Regions from separate parts of the Homo sapiens genome. Here region 2 is linked to region 1. Evidence: chromatin loops called from intact Hi-C (ENCODE). Cell type or tissue: HepG2. All regions are shown on one strand. Each heading gives the region's core, and the rest is flanking DNA. Links, peaks and the distances in the headings are about the cores only. Region 1 overlaps TXNRD2 (thioredoxin reductase 2). Region 2 overlaps GNB1L (G protein subunit beta 1 like).

Region 1 (8,393 bases), core at 185-8,184:
GGCATGTGGCCCCCAGAGCCAGCCACCCTCACGGGGCCTGGCCTGCCACTTGCCCCAGTGAGGCACCTTGGACCAGGCACAGAGGAGCGTATGCCTTTGGAACTGGACTTAGATTCTTGAAGCTTATTATTTTAAAATATTTATCTTCTTTTTTTTTTTTTTTCTGGAATCGCACCTTCTCAATGAGCCCCGGGCCCCTACCCGCAGCTATGAGCCCACCAGGGGGAAGGGGACGCACCTGCCCTGCTGGCCTCAGGTCCCATCGAGACGCCATGTTAGTTGAATAAATGAGTGAGCCCCTGGGCCTCAATGGGACCTGATTGGCCACTTGCTGTGACTGCCAGCAGCCACCAGGGACCCCTAGGCCGTTCCAGGGATGTCTCATACCCAGGGCGGCTCCTTGGGGGGTGGGGGTGAGCTTCCCCTCAGGCAGCATAAGGGCCTTTCCTACTCAAGCTGCCTATGTGCATTATGATGTGTAAGACCCCACAGTCAGCCTTGGAGTACGGCGCAGCCCCCAGCTCAGGCCCAGAGGACCCCCAGGAAGGAGCGTGCTCTGTGGCGAGTGGTCATTATTGCTTTAACAGTTATTATTAGACCGGGTGCAGTGGCTCACGCCTGTAATCCCAACACTTTGGGAGGCTGAGGCGGGCGGATCATGACGTCAGGAGTTCGAGACCAGCCTGGCTAACACAGTGAAACCCTGTCTCTACTAAAAATACAAAAATTAGCTGGGCGCGGTGGCGGGTGCCTGTAATCCCAGCTACTTGGAAGGCTGAGGCAGGAGAATCGCTTGAATTCGGGAGGTGGAGGTTGCGGTGAGCCAGATCGCGCTCCTGCACTCCAACCTGGGCAACAGAGCTAGACACCGTCTCAAAAACAAACAAAAAACAATTATTATTATTATTATTATTATTAATTATTTGAAAAGAGGTTTCACTCTGTTGCTCAGGCTGGTCTTGAACTCCTGGGCTCAAATGATCCTCCCACCTTGGCATTCCAAAGTGTTGGGATTACAGGCATGAGCCACCTCACCCGGCCCTTTAACAATTGTTAACATAATTGCAATTGTAACAGGTTGGCTGCCCCAGGGCACCTGCAGACATTAGAGGGTGCATGGTAATATGCATAAATGGTGCTGACCTATCTCTAGAAGACTTTTCACCATGTTGTTCTTTTTTTTTTAATTGGTTTCCACTCAGTTCTAATCATTAAGTACTGAATTTGTCATGGTAACAAGACCCAGTTGGACAACCATGTATGCAGGTGCCGGCTGGCCTGTCAGATAGCTGTGGGCTCTGGACATAAGTGTGAACTAGCCCTCAAGCCAAGCGTGGGGCACCAGGCTGGTGGGTAAGCACAGGGCGCTGCCTCCTGCTACTCTGGCCTGGCCTCTGTGAGGTGTTAGCACCACCATGAGCTAGGGCTGAGCCAACAGTGCTGTCTCAGGAGCAGCAGCGCACGCCCGGGGCCACGTGGTGTGGAGGGGAAGGCCGCAGCCACCGCTCATAGGAAGAGCTCCATGAATGTTCATCTTGGCCCCACTTCAAAAAATATCAAACTCACAATGGAGGCAGATTTGGGTCTCTCTTGATGTCATTAATTACAAACTAAATTTGCACTAAAATAAAAAGGTGTTAGACTATCAAAGAGGGGCCTCCGATCCGTGTCACCTGCTCAGGGATGGCCACTCCACCCTGAGAGCATGGAGGCATGTGGATGCCAGGGTCACTGCTGGGCCCATCCCCACCGGGAAGAGCATAGCCACAAACTTGGTTTCACGCAGCTGCAGCAAGGCGCATCCCTGAGAGCAGTCCTGATGGGCCCACCGCAGCCCCCTCGCCCGGGCAGCATCCACACCCACCGCGGCCCCTAAGCCCCAGCTGCACCCACACCAGCACAGAGGGCATCCAGGAGGAGCCGCCCCTTCCCTCTCACCAGGCTTAGGATGCTCCCACCCATCCCCAGCTTGGTTCTTGCTTTCTGCCCTTTCCTGCTGCCTGGCACTCAACAGAGGGACAATCCGCAGGGACTTGTGTAGCTGAGTCTGCGGTGTACGGGAGCCATCAGCCGAGCACAGCTGAGCAAAGACAGTTGCCTGCCGTGTACATGCCAGCAAACAGTGCCTGGGTGGAGAGAGGAGCCCAGGGCTGCAGCCCACCCTGGCAACAGCTCCCCTCCTGGGCACCGCCAGCCCCCATCATCATCTCCTGGGCACCCCAGTCTCTCTGGCTGTGGTCCAGGCACACGTGCCACGTGGGGGAGACTATACAGGGGCAGGCTGTGGGGGTGGCCTCTGTGTGGTGCCAAGAGGAAGCCGGGAAGCCAAGCTCCCATGCTCCATGCATGTTGTGTTTCAGGCTCTGATGCTGGTTTACACACAGGTGGACATCTCTGAGTTATCTAAGATAAAGCCCAAAGAGGAAATAGCTTCAGTGGCTGGGGTAAGATCCAGACGGATTCCTTCCCTGGGTCTCGTCTCACCTGCCATATCACAAGGCCCCAGGCAGACCTGTGGCCACCCTCCCTGGCACTCAGGCACAACAGCTGCCTGGCTGTGGGACCCCCAGGTTTAGCGAGTCCCCTCCTGTGTCTGCTGGCTCTTCTGGCCATGGGCAGGACTCCTGTGGTGCAGGGAGGGATACGCCAGAGCCTTCAGCATCTCACCCTCAAGAGAGGGACAGAGAACCATCCAGAGGGGCTGGGGACGCCAAAGGGGCACATGAAGATCTCAACTTCCAGTTTTTCAGGGCTGCAGTCCAGAGGCAGTCTGTCCCTTCTTTAAAACCAAATCTAAACTTAACTGCACTTAGAAGCCCCTGCACTGGGAGGCGTTTGCTCAGGATGCCCCAGCCTGGCCCTGCTCCCCTAGACAGCCAGGGATTCAGGCCACAACTGGTTAACTCAGCGGGCGAATTCGAGCCCGCAGCAGTGCTGGCTGACTGTCTTCACTCAGCGCTGTAATCGGCACATCTGCAGACAGGAAATCCTCCTCACTGAAGTTCCCAGTCTATTATCTGAGACACCTGGTGTGGGCGGGTGATTCAGAGACAAACAATGAGCGGGGGCCCCCTGCACAGCAATTAACTGCTTTAACTGCTAATATGTTTAATCCACCACGTGGAGATCAAGGCTGCGTCGAGGAAGGGGCTCTGGTCCTCCTCTGCTTCCAGACTGCAGGGCCCACTTCGCAATGCCAATGTCCATGGTCCTCGCCAGCTGCGGCCAGGCGCCAGGCACACGGGCAACGGGCAGGGCCAGCACTCGGCCCCACACGGGAGCTCTGTGCAGCACCTGGGCCCCTTCTGTGTGTGTGTGCACCGGGCACGGAGGCATCCCCCCTTCCTGTCGGAGCCCAGCTTGTGCGGACGTAGTGCACACCCGGTACAGGAAGCAGAGTCGGAGATGTTGGCATTGCCAGCTGTGCCGCCCCTAGGGCGCTTTATTTTAACCTCCCAGAGTGGATCATCCTTTATTGCAAGTAGAAATAAAGCTTGGTTAAAGGCTTATCGTACAAACCAGCAGAAAACGCTCGCAGTTGCTGACCTGGGAAGTGGCTCCTGAATGTTTACAAAACCTGGCTCTGAGCAGCAGCGAAGTCAGCACATGCCCGAGCGGCCCCCAGCAGGCGCGCAGAAGCCGCGCCGCCCTCGGGAAGCAGGGTCAGAGGCCAAGGACTGTGAAAAGCTTCCACCCCCAGCATCAATCATGCCAGGCAGACTGTCTGGGGGATGCTCATTTTGAAAGTACAAAAAAATAAAACAGACTCCTAGCAAGGGAGGATGGGCGTGCAGGCCACGGCAGCTCTGCTGAGTAGGGAGGGGCCTCGCTTGTTGCCTGCCAGGCTGACGCCCCGGCTTTCCGGGGACACAGCCCCCGGCCCATTGGTCTGCTACATCCCTATGGGCTTGGTCGAGGGCTGCCCCTCGGTTCAATGGCAACAGCTCCCTTATGCTGTGGGTGAACGGAGGTGTCAGCAGACAGAGGAGGAGGGCTAGGGCGCGGTGGGAGGGAGAAACTCGCCACCTCCCCTTTAGAGTGGAGTTTATTTGGGAATGACAGTAGGAGGATAAATTTTGAAAGAAAAATAAAGTGGAGTTTAGGATGAGAACCATCAGTACACTCCAGAGTCCAAAATGTTACCTAATCCTTCGTAGTGTTTATCATAATAAACTTACTTAAAATCTACTTTTACAACGTGGCTGAGAACATTGCTCTTGCTGACTGATCACCTCCGGGCCAAGAGCCCTGCGTGCGCTCAGGCATCTCAGGTCCTCCCCGGTCATCACCTCTGCGCTTGTGTCCACTGCACAAAAGTGAAGCCTCAGCCGCTCCAGGCTGGTTTCCTTTCTGATTTCCCATTCCGAGTGACTGCTTCAGAAGTGCATCACCCTATGACACAGCTTGTGCCTCTGGGAGCCCTCCCCCAGGAGACACTGACCCCTGGCCAGCCCCACGCAAGCCCGGTTAGCTGATGGAGGTGGAGGCAGGTGATCTGAGAGGGACCCTGGCTCTGATCTTGGGCTCTCGCAGGGGACAACGGACCAGGCTCAGCACAGAAAGGCCTCGGAGAACTAACAACACTGACTAGGTTGCTCCCGCCTTCAACATGCAAGTTGACAGGGTGATTGGGAAAACTAGGAGCCTAAACTAGACGGCCAGGCACCGAGGTGGGTAGGACATCTGAGCAGGCATGCTGTGTGTGCCGCCACCCACCCTGACGAGGACCCGCAGCCCTCCTTGCGGCGGCCCATCTGCAATGGCCTCCTCTGCAGCAGGCCTGGGACAGAGCAGTGTCTGGGCGATCCCTGTTGGCTCCAGCTGCCCCTTGCCAGTCCCGTCAGACAGCCCCGGCCCAGGCCTGGGCACAGGTATCCCCTGGCTGTGTCCACACTCCCCACACCTGCTCGGCCACTGCCCCATGCAAAACCGGACCTACACCTGACAGAGAGCAAGAAGGTGAGACCAGACTGTGCCCAGCAAGTTGTAGCCAGCCCACGCCTGGCCGGGAAACGCCCAGGCCTCTGCCCAGCACTGGAAGGGTGATGTCTTTGGAAGCCTTCGAAATGTGACTTCTGGAAAGGCCTGCAAAATGCCACTCCTGGCATGTGATGACCTGCCAGGCCCAAAGGGACCCACTGGGAAACACTGAAAGCCACGAGAAGGCTGGACAGAACTTTAAAAACTCTGTGTCATTTTTATGTGCTGAAAACAGGCGGCTTGTGCACACCCATGTTCACAGCAGCATGATCCACAACAGCCAAAAGACGGAAGCAACCTAAGTGTCCACTGACAGATAATGGACACACATACAACTCAGCCTTCAACAGGAAGGAAATGCTGGCACATGCTACACAAATGCTAACTCTAACAAATGCTGCAACATGGATGCACCCTGAAAACATTGTGCTAAGAGAAATGAGCCAGTCACAAAAGGACAAACACTGCATGATTCTACTTACATGAAGTCCCTCGAGGAGTCAGATCCATAGAGACACACAGTGAAGGGTGAGTGCCCGGGCAGCAGGGAGTGAGTGTTTAATGGGGACAGAGCTCAGTTTGGAGATAATGGAAAAGTTCTAGAGATGGATGGTCATGCTGCTTGTACAATATGAACGTACTTAACACCACTGAACTATATACTTTAAAATGCTTAAGATGATGAATTTGATGTTATGTGTATGTCACCATAATTTTTAAAACTTTCAAATCCATATCATTTTTATGTTAAAAACAACAAACTAGCTTGGCTGGGCACAGTAGCTCAAACCTGTAATCCCAGCACTTAGAAGGCTGAGATGGGAAGATTGATTGAGCCTGGGAGGTGGAGGCTGCAGTGAGCTATGATCACACCACCACACTCCTCCTAGGCAACAGAGAGAGACCCTGTTTCACACGCAAAAAAAGAAAAAAACCTAGCTGGAAAGCCTGAAGCAGCAAAACATTTAATATGCTAAAGAAAAAATACATACTGGCCAGGTGCGGTGGCTCACACCTGTAATCTCAGTACTTTGGGAGGCCAAGGCAGGTGGATCACAAGGTCAGGAGATTGAGACCATCCTGGCCTACATGGTGAAACCCCGTCTCTACTAAAAATACAAAAATTAGTCAGGTGTAGTGGTGGGCGCCTGTAGCCCCAGCTACCCAGGAGGCTGAGGCAGGAGAATCGCTTGAACCCGGGAGGCGGAGGTTGCCACTGCACTCCAGCCTGGGCGACAGAGCGAGACTCCATCTCAAAAAAAAAAAAAAAAAGAAAAGAAACATACCAAGACTTAAACCTGGAAGGTGACAAGTAGGATTTATGTGCTGAAACCTTAATAAGCAATTGCTCAAGGGCCAGGGAAGGCGAGGATGATTGCCTAGTTGATCCTCGATGAGGACACCTGGCTGATGCCGTCTCAGTCTCTTCTCTGGTTTTTTCCAGCATGTCCCACGGTGGTGGGGAGACACGCAGAGATGCAAGGTGCTGGGGATGGCAAGATGGGCACAGCCTAGTGTGAGTGCCGCCCCACAGGCCTTCACGGTTGCTCTCGAGGTGCACTGGGGAGCGGCCAACCCGCCTGGCAGCCAGCAGGATGGGGGAGCCCTGGGAGGTGACAGGAAGTGGGGCAAAGATTCTCCATGCACCTCGGGGAGACCAGAGACAGAGCGTGTGGCTCGACGTGCCCTTACCTATGGCCCACAGGACGGTGTCAAAGGTGCCCGTGTCCTCCTTGCCGGTGGTGCTGTCCTCCCAGGTGACCTGCAGCTGGCCATCAGGGAGCCTCCTGACCCGCGAGGGGGCACAGCCCCTCAGGAACCGGGTGCCATGAGATGCCATGTGCTCTATGACCATGGAGGACATTTGCTGCAAAGCACAAGAAGACAGGCCATGAAGACCAGGTGGCCGTGGGAGAGAGGCTCTGGCCCTGCCCTGCTCTCGAAGGCCTCAATGAAGGGCGGAGAGGGGTCTGTGCGGAAGACGGGGTGAGACACCCTGCCCCCTGCTCTACGTCCTCTTGCTCTCTGTGGAGTGTCTAGCCCCTGTCCTGGCTCCAAGTCCTCAACCCTGGGCCCTATGGTCAGGATTCACTCAGCCTGTGGGCTCCTCTCTAGATGCTAATTAACTAAGTCTTCATCAGCCAGATACGGTCACACCTGTAATCCCAACCTTTTGGGAGGCTGAAGTGGGAGAATCCCTCAAGCCCAGGAGTTTGAGGCTGCAATGAACTGTGATCACACCACTGCACTCCAGCCTGGGCGACAGAGTGAGACTCTATCTCTAAAAGAAAAAATAAGCAAGGCCGGGTGCGATGGCTCACACCTGTGATCCCAGCACTTTGAGAAGCTGAGGCGGGCGGATCACGAGGTCAGGAGATAGAGATCATCCTGGCTAACACGGTGAAACACTGTCTCTACTAAAAAACACAAAAAATTAGCCAGGCGTGGTGGCAGGTACCTGTAGTTCCAGCTAACTGGGAGGCTGAGGCAGGAGAATGGCGTGAACCCGGGAGGTGGAGCTTGCAGTGAGCCGAGATTGTGCCACTGCACTCCAGCCTGGGTGACAGAGTGAGACTCTGTCTCAAACCAAAAAAAAAGAAAGAAAAAAAAGAAAAACAACCAAATCCTGGTACATCTACACATTTCTTTAAAAAACAAAAACAAAAAACTTAGTCTTCACTAAAACCAATGGCAGAGAAGCGTGCCTTCCCCCAGGAGCTGTGCCCTGGTCCAACAAGATGGCCCCTGCTCCTGGCCCACCCCTCCACATGTGGCCAACATGCCCCTCTGCCATCCAGGAGCCAGGAGGGTAGGTAGGAGACTCTGCTCCCGCCTAGAAATGTAGGCACAGCAGGCTCAGGTCCAGATCAGGGACAGAGAGAGTCCTGCTTCTCCCTCCCGGCCCAGGAGGCCTGTGCGCCCCAAGTCCAGCTACAGATGGGGGCCCTGTTCCCAGGACAATGGGGACTTGCACGGACCAGCAGTGAAGCTGGCCACAGCTTCTGGTTTCAAGAGGAGAAAAACAGTCACTGCTAACATCCTCTGACACCTGTGCGGGTGTGCCAGCTGGCTCTAGATGGCGTGTGTGGGAGTCTGGCCCGCCGGGCAGGGCTGGCTGTGCTGCAGAGGGGCTGCCGCACAGGCTGTTCATCACTCCTGCACCCCTCCAGAGGCCTGGAGGGCATGGCCATCCCAGGCTCTGAGGGAGAACCATGGAGCCTGTCCAGGACACAGGGTCCCTCGCCCCTCAGCCTGGCTGCCTAGACTGTGCATCCTCCTTGCCTGGGCACGGCCCCCATTCTGCAGGCCCCTTTCCTCCTCCGTCCACTGCCAGCTCACCCTCCCCACATCTGAAGGCTCTGAGGCCTTCCTAGACACTGCGTCCCTACCACAGGGCTCGGTGGGTTTGCACT
Region 2 (8,393 bases), core at 8-8,007, 71 kb before region 1:
CGCTCTACTTCTTGACTGGAAGGTGGTTGCTCAGGTGCTCACTCAGCCGTAATACAATGCTCTGAACACTTGTCTTGCACTCTTCTGTGAGTACATTATACTTCACAAGAAAAAAGATTAAAAAACACCCTGCCGAGGTGGCTGTCGAAGGCACAGGTGTGTCCTTGGCATGCGGGAGGCTGAGGGCGTCCTCCCACCTCCCATCAACATGAAAGCCATCACTTCCTTCAAGGGCCACTTGGAGAGACTTGGCTTCCAAACACAGCTGAGCACAGGCCGGGTGGCGGCCCACAGGCTCTAGTACAGTGCAGACGCACCTGGCACTCCACACCTGCAGTTTCTGTCCACAGACCCCCTGACCCGTGGCTGGCTCTGCCTGGGAAGCAGCCACTACAGCACCATCCCAGCAGGAAGGGGAGGTGCCCTCGAACGTCAGCTCCCAGACCGCCCACCAGGCCTGGCACAGCTCCTGTCTGCAGGACAGCCTGATACCACAAGGCACCTACGCAAGGGACCACCAAGGGCTACATTGTGGCTGAAAACTCAGGAGGACACTTACAAACAGCAGCTCCTGATGCACATGGCCTGGTGGGGTTCTAGAAATGAAGTCTACTCTGACAATCAAAGACCAAACCCACTCTGAGGCCCCCTGCACCAGTGGTGAGGGATCTGGGTCGGCTTGGCCAGGATGCAGGCATGACCACACGGGGCTCTGCAAGCACACAGGCTCAGGGCCTCTGCTCTTCAGGACAACCCTGGTGCCTTCGTCACCTGCAGCCATCTCCCAGGTGGTAGGCACCGCGTGAGTCTAGCACAGACATGTTTTGCAGACTGGTGGGGGCCAGACAGGCCTCATTCTCCAGGGACTATACTCCACAGTGCCATGAACCAGGCACCGAGTCCAGAGCAGGAGAACAGGCCTGTCCTTCTGGAGTTCTGGGCTGTGATGGTGATGGCACGGAGTTCCCTGAATATGACGCAAGGCAAATCCCAGGACAGCAGCAGGCCCGTGCTCAGGATTCCTGGGCTGGTGGCAGCGATCCCCACACAGGGGCAGATGTCACTCTGATCAAGGACAATAGCCTGCTCCAGCATCCAGGCAGCCCAAAGGAGGACTTGTTGTCAGCCCCCTGCAGGCCTTCCCTGTCCCACCATGCCCTGTCCCTCCCACTCCCCATGGGAAACAGAGAAGCCCCTCACGCACCTGCCCCTGTCTGCTGCTTCCTGGCCTACCTCCGGCCTGGTGTCTCAGCCCCATCACCTCCACAAGACCACGGGGGCGATGTCAGAACCCAGCCCTGGGCTAACCCTCGGGGGCTGCCCCTCCCTGCTCTGCTGCCAGCTGCCCAGCACCCAGCCCCACTGTCCTTCACCACACTCAGAGGCAGGCCCTCCAGGGCCGCAGCACGTGGGGTCTCCCCCACCAGGACTGCCAGGCCCTCTTATTCCTCCGCCACCTCCTGCTTACCCAGCAGCTGCACCAGCGTGTGAAGCAGGGCCCTGTGAGCTGGGTAACCTCAGGATGAGGCTCTGCCACCCATGCAGGAGGATGGTGCGACAGCCACAGGAGGCCAAGTTGTAGAGGGGCTGTGGTGACTGGGACCTGGGCCCATGGGATAGAGGCAGAAGCTCATCTGAGGAGGGGCCTGGGCTCAATGCGGACCCCTGGCCAGGGCGAGCTCTGCTGAAGGCACAGGCTGACACTGCAATGGGGACACAGCCATCGCCATACGTTCACTAGGCTCTTCCCAGCAGGCACCTGGCCAGACAGCACAGCAGTCACGGAGGGTAGGGTCACACTGTCTCGGGATGGGCTAAGGCCTCATGAACCATGGGGGCACCCAGAAACCTGCCCTTGTGCTAAGCACAGGCTAGAACAGTGGGGTCTGAATACCAATGGGGACAGGCCACCTCTGTGGACCCTTCCTGCTGGGGTACAGTCTGGACAAGTAATCCCCAAGTGATGCGTAGGGTACAGAACACACACGTGAGCTCGGGGCCCTGAGGGAGGAGACTGCAGGGGTAGAAACCACAGGAGACACTGCAGGGGGGACCAGGTGGGGAGATGGCCCTCACTACCACGCCCACTTCAGAAACGCAGAAGCACACTGCTGTGGGACAGCACTATACACCCAAGCCCTGCGCCCCGCCCCTGGCCACTCAGCCACCATCTTGCCAGCCACATAGCCGTATGTGGCACAACATCAGGGGCTGGGTCCTCTTGGGAAGAGTCAGGTGCATTGTCATAACCTAGTGAAGGGACACACACGGCCAGGGCTCAGCTGCCGGAACACCCAGCTCCTAGGGCCTCCACCGGCACCGTGTGTGACCTGCCATGCTCATGGCACACGGCCCAGGCAGGATGGGCAGTGGGCAGGGAGGCCCTCCTTGGGACCACTGCCTGCATCCCTGAGCCTGTACTTCATCCCATTCCCCTCCTCTCAGCAAATGCCCTCACCCCTGCCCAGTTTCCCAAGCCACGACCCAGTGCCCTTGTGAAGGCCCTCCCACCAACTTGCGCCTGGGCTCACCTCAGATGTCACCAGCCCTGGAGCTCTGGCCTCCTCACCTGGCACCTCCTGGCTCCAGCTTGGAGCATGAAGGGTCCAGTGGAGATGGTGGAGATGCAGAGGCAGACCTGCCTGCCTCCCTGTGACAAGGGGCTGGACCTGCACACCCTGCCCTTGCTGCGGACCCTTTGCTGGCCCCTTCTGGTTCCCCCACCCCATTCTGCCCCTCAGTGGGGGACACCAGAGCCTCCATCAGAGAGTTCCTGACTCCCCCGAAGGCCATACCTGGCTCCTGCACCTTGGAGACCCACCTGAGGAGCTGGCGCCCCTGGGGCAGCGTCTGCAGCCAGGTCACACACTGGCCGCCGTGGCCATCCAGGGTGGTAACCGCTCTCCGCGTCTGCAGGCTCCAGATGTGTACCAGGCCACTCTGAGACCTGTTTCAGACAAGCCGAGCAGGGTGTCAGGGGGCAGAAGGGTGTGCTGAATGCTCTGGGGCCAGCCTGGAGGCCACATTGTGGGATGCGGGCATCTAGGCTGGTTGAGCTGAAAAGCCAACAGCTCTAAATATGAACTAAGGGCCAAACTGGCAAAGCACTCCTTGCTCCTCTTCCAGAGAGGGGACCGGGGGACCCTCAGGAGCCTCTAGGGGTAACTCAGGCAGATCTGCTTCTCTGGAGGTAGGGGGAGCCATGCCACAGTAATGCACGCTGGGTGGTCGTGCCTGCTCCTGCGTCTGTAACAAAGAGTGTGTGTGTGTGTCCCTGCCTCCCCCAAGGGACAGTGTGTCTGCTGGTGGGTGCTGAAAGCTCAGCAAGCCTGGGTGGCGAGCAGTCCATGCCCCTTGGCCAGCACCCTCAAACAAGCGCTGGGCTCCTTGCTAGCTCACGACCTCCTGACTTGGCCCTGGGTGGCCTGGGGCTGGGGCCACAGCTACTCACCCTGAGAAGAGGAGCGGGCGCCCCTGAGCCTGGGCTCCTTCGCAGAAGTGCAGCGCATGCACCGGTGACTGGGTGCCTCGGAGGACAAACTGGGGGTCTGGAGGTGGCGGCGGGCAGGGGGCCGTCATGCTGGGCAGGATGCAGTTACCTGGGCACCAAGGGAGGGCGTGTGAGTGACTGCGTCCCTATTCTCACCCTCTAGGAAGGCTGCTCAGGCACAGGGGTGCTTGAGATGTTGCCCCTGCTCATTGTCTCTGGCCCTGTGCCCCTCCTGGGAGAGAGGTGCCACTGCTCCCCAGACACTGATGAACGGCCTGTGGCTACAGAGGCACCAGTTCCCTGCACGGCGGTGAGCCCAGCAGAGAGCACAGAGCTCACCCTTCCCCCACTGCTGGGGGAACTGGGAGCCCCATGGATGCCAGCCCTCCTCGCACCGTGCCTGTTGGCCTCTGCACCTGACTGGTGCACCCGCTTGGGCCCCACCTGAGCCATCCCTGAGTGGGCACAGCGGCATCCAACACTTCCTCGGCCACTCTGGCCTCCAGGGCTTCCTGTCCACCACTGGCTGTGCCCTCTGGCTCCCCAGATCCCAGGGGCCACACCAGTGCTTTCCCACTCTGGCCATCTGCATGCCGGGACTGCCGGTCCTGCCACTGGGCTTGGCTGAGTCCCGCCCTCTGTCCAGGGCTCACTCCAGTGTCTCTCTTGGGAGCCACCCTCCCTCCCTGCTGGCAAATCCAGTCTCCCTTCTTCTCTCCTCCCTGCTGCCACCTCTGCCCATGGCCAGCTCAGGGATCAGGGGAAAAGAGGCACACAGGGTCCCGGGGGGCTGCTAGGAGGAGCCTTCCTCTCACATCTGCTGGGCCCCAGGCCTGCCCCGCCACAATTTCTAACCGCTATCACCACCCTATAAGGCGGCAGCACCCTTTTCACTCTTGGGGAAACCGAGGCAGAGAATAGTCACTGAGCTGCACCAGGCCCCTGGCGCTGAGGCCTGAAGTACTCTAGGGCCTCATGGCACCACTGAAGGGCAGAGTGGCTGGGGCAGAGTCGCCGTGCGGCTCCTTAGGAGAGCTGCGGTCACAGATGAGCAGCTGTTCCCCAGACCACTGGGCCTGTGGGGGAAGACTGCCGGGCCACCACCCACCCAGAGAGGCTTCCCGGGTCCGTGCCGAGCCCTTCCAACCACTCAGACCCACAGGGCCTCGCACTCCACCTCAGCCCCACAGCTGGCTGCTCTGTGGGGTGGCCCTGGAGCCAGAAGCGACCAGCTCCATGTCTGTCTGCCTGCAGACCCTGAGCTGGGCTAAGGGCTCAGAGGGAAAGGCCAGGAGCAGACCACTGGGTGGCTGGGGCAGCCTGTCACAGGGGGCCTTTCCCACTGGGCTCTGGGACAGTGGGGCAGGCCCCGGCCCAGCCACCTGCAGCCTGCACACAAGGCAGGGAGGATGGCCCACGGCAGCCACAGCCAGCAGAGGGACTGGGGCCAGTAAAGGACCAGGGCAGGGGAGATGGGAAGGACTCTTCAGAAGGGGCTGGGTGGTAGGCGGATGGGGGTGCAGGTTCAGAGGCAGGAGTGCTGTGGATGTCTGGAGGCAGCTGTCCAGGGTGCCCCTTCAGCAGCACTGCCACCGCCAAGCCCTGCCTCTCCCCTTCTGAATACACGCCAGCCCTCTCCTTACTCTATTCAGAGCTGGGGCAAAGGTTCAAAACACCTGAGAAATGCCCCTGCCAAGGTGTCCTGCAGAGTGGAGGGTGGACAGCAGCCAGTGCCCAAGCGGGCGGCATGGGGGAGGGCAGGAGGCCTGGGAGGGGCCGGGCAGTGACTCCAGGGCGCAGGTCCACCCTGCCTGGCGAGAGACCTCGGGCAGCCACTCTACCTCCCAACCCTGCCTCTCTCAAGGGGTTCCGAAGACAATGCGGAGTTCCCTGGGATATCCTTTACTAACTGCCAAGTCCCATTTTTCCTTTTCTTTTTTGAGGGGGATGAGAGAGGTTTCGTCCTCTCTCACCTTTGGCTGAAAGCCAACTGATCATGCCCAAACTTAAGGGTGGCTTCCAGGGGAGGCAGAGGGACCAGACCCCACACTGCTCCCAAGACCCACGGCCCCTGCTCCAGCCTGTGATGGGGAAGACTCCAAGACTCCTGAAGACGCAGCCAGGCCGGGGGCTGGAACAGCTGCCCTCAGCGGGCTGGCTTGGAGGACAGTTCTCAGAAGCCACTGCCTGTTTGTGCTATGCCTGCCAGGTAAGAAAGGCAAGCTAGCCAGGGGGACAGGAAGGCAGGGCCCAGCTCCAAGAGGAGCCAAAGAATGCAGACCCGGCAAAAGCACCTCCACCTAGCAGGAAAGCACCGAGTCCAGGATGGAGGGTCCCTCCCATGACTCCAGTCCAGGAAGCAGAGCCTGACAGGTCACCTCTACACAGGCTCCCCTGTGCAGTCCAGGCACGAACACACATTAGACACACGCTATGCTCACACATACACACACATGCACATGGTGCACACAGACACATGCAAAACCCACACATAGGACACATGCCTACACATACATGTTCACACACCCATATGTGCACACACACACATGCACACACACAGGCACACACTCATACCTACATACACATACACACACGCAGACTCAGACACTCAGGCACAGGCACTCACGTATGTGCACACACAGCACAGAGAAGCACACACACAGACAGCACGGCGGCCTTGGGCGGTGCCAGCCGAAGCCCGGCCCCCACATGCCACCTGCCTGGGGCCTGGCGGGAGTTTCCAGAACCTCACCAGCAGAAGGCTCATTCTCAGGTGATGAAATCAAGTTCTCCTCTATTGTTTCCCCAGAACTGCAGGGAACAAACCCGTCACGTTGTTACAACAACCAAAATGCACAGGCCAAAATGATGCATCGGCAATTAAGGGCTCCATCATTTCAAGTAATTAAAATAAATGCTTTATTTGAAAACTAATTAATTCTAGCTACATATTTTTCCCATGACAATATCCTAGGATTGCTTGATTTATGACATCTAATTATTCTTTATTAATCTAATTGAGAATCATCACATTCCCCTATCTTGCCTGGCCCCAGGCTGTGGAGCAAAGGCCGCCCTTGCGCAAGGCCCGTGTGCGCCCAGCTGTCCTTGCGGTGGCCCCGGCCCAGCCCCGGCCCTGTCCTCCCGGAGGCAAAGGAACAGGAAACTTAATCCACAGAGCACAACTTTGGCTTCTGCCTGCTCTTCCAGGTGTCAAAGTGAGCCACATTCTTTGAAAAATGAAAGGCAGTCTGACACAATTTGTGCAACTCTAACAGCCCTTCCAGAGAAGCCACAAACACCCCTGAAAGCCCCAGGGAACAAATGGACGACAACAGCATCTGCCTGCAATGCACCACCGCGGAGGCAGCTCGGCAGGCCCCAGGGCTCTCCCAAGAGGGGTCCAGAGCGCTCCTCTGGGTGTGGGGACCAGCGGGTAGGTGCAACTGGCAGAGAGGTCCACAGACACCCCACTCAAGGGAGGCAGGGGCAGGCCTGCAAATGTCCTGCTGGCGCAAACCCACCCACACCTGCAGGGCCTTCCTCCCTACAGATGAAGCAGGGCTGCGGCAGTGGCTGGAGCCCAAACACCACAGGTCCCTACCCAAGACATTCTTGGGCTCCTGGGGGTTCATGCCAGACAGGCCTCAGCTCAGCCTGGGCCCCCGCCCTGCCCTCGGGCTGCACAGCCCTGTGCTCAGTCCCCTAGCCCTTTTGTGGAAATCAGCAAAGAGTACCACGAAGTGAGCCAACGTGGGGAGCCACCACCCAGAGAGGCCACTGGCACCACCCCTGCCCACCCCAGCCCACCAGGTCCTCCCTGTCCCATTGGGCATGTGACAGCACAAGGACAGGCCGCACAGGCCGCTGGGAGTGCCTCAAACAGGACCCTCTGCCCCACTGCATATCTCACACAAGGGCATGGAACTAGCTCCAGCATCCCCCGAGGAAGCTCCAGCCCATAATCAGCAAGACTGAAGACTAGGTCAGCACCCCTTTACACCAGGACGGACACCCTGGGTGGCCCTCTCCCAAAAAACAACTAAAGATGTTGATAAAAGTTTCTTAGAAGGCCAGGCATGGTGGCTCATGCCTATAATCTCAGCACTTTGGGAGGCCGAGGTGGGAGGATTGCTTGAGCCCAGGAGTTCAAGACCAGCCTGGGCAACATAGGGAGACCTTGCCTTTACAAAAAATAAAAATAAATTAGCCAGGTGTGGTGGTGTATGCCTGTGGTCCCAGCTACTCAGGAGGCTGAGGTGGGAGGATAGCTTGAGCCCAGGAGGTCAAGGCTGCAGTGAGCCATGATCGCGCCACTGCACTCCAGCCTGGGGGACAGAGCAAGACCGCATCTCAAATAAATTAAATAAAATAAATAACTATCTTTAAAAAATTTTTTTAAACACAGCCAGGCACAGTGGCTCAGGCCTGTAATCCCTGCACTTTGGGAGGCCAAGGCAGGAGGATTGCTGGAGTCCAGAAGTTCAAGACCAGCCAGGGCAACATAGTCAGACCCCCATCTCTACAAAAAAAATAAATAAATTAGCTGGGCATGGTGGTGGGTGCCTGTAAGTCCAGCTACTCAGGAGGCTGAGGTGGGAGAATCATTTGAGCCCAAGAGTTCCAGGCTACAGTGAGCCACAATCACACCACGGCACTCCAGCCTGGACAGCAGAACAAGACCCTGTCTCTGAAAAAAATCAAAATCAAAATCAAAATATTAAACGCATCACTAAGTTGACAAAAAAAAGTCTGAGCTGCCAGAGGCCAAACACTAAGTAAAAGTGCAGCCTCGGGAGACCTGCCAAGCCTGCCTTGAGGGCATTTGCTGCACTAGTGACCTGGATTTCCAGCTCTGATGGCCTCTGGGGTGACAAAAGGCAAAGCTTAGGGCCATCCTATG

What was found. Hi-C counts contacts between places; a loop is a spot of excess contacts. Peaks named below come from ENCODE experiments on the same cell type or tissue, not always from the same donor. Only the 100,000 strongest peaks of a DNase experiment are listed, where the experiment ranks them.
Region 2: it touches region 1 in a loop (4-fold over the local background); 3 of 110 quality-filtered maps call a loop at or near these places.

Annotation. Positions count from the first base shown.
Region 1 is chr22:19,888,735-19,897,127 of GRCh38, forward strand. It overlaps TXNRD2 (thioredoxin reductase 2), which reads right to left. Exons shown (of 18, transcript NM_006440.5): 11 at 6,673-6,847. Among named protein-coding and RNA genes, the nearest start is that of RTL10, 38 kb to the left of the region's middle. RefSeq lists enhancers at 1,822-2,330, 2,331-2,839, 2,840-3,347, 3,348-3,856, 7,473-8,111 and silencers at 3,581-3,990, 4,157-4,361. In HepG2, for the core only: no CTCF peak of the experiment used is centred there; DNase peaks (open chromatin) are centred at 3,017 and 3,657.
Region 2 is chr22:19,817,777-19,826,169 of GRCh38, forward strand. GNB1L (G protein subunit beta 1 like) reads right to left here. Exons shown (of 8, transcript NM_053004.3): 3 at 3,452-3,599; 4 at 2,822-2,947. The coding sequence starts at 3,579. Among named protein-coding and RNA genes, the nearest start is that of GNB1L, 33 kb to the right of the region's middle. RefSeq lists an enhancer at 5,646-6,160. In HepG2, for the core only: CTCF peaks have their summits at 744 and 3,184 (motif pointing right); DNase peaks (open chromatin) are centred at 6,205 and 6,695; H3K4me3 peaks cover 412 bases.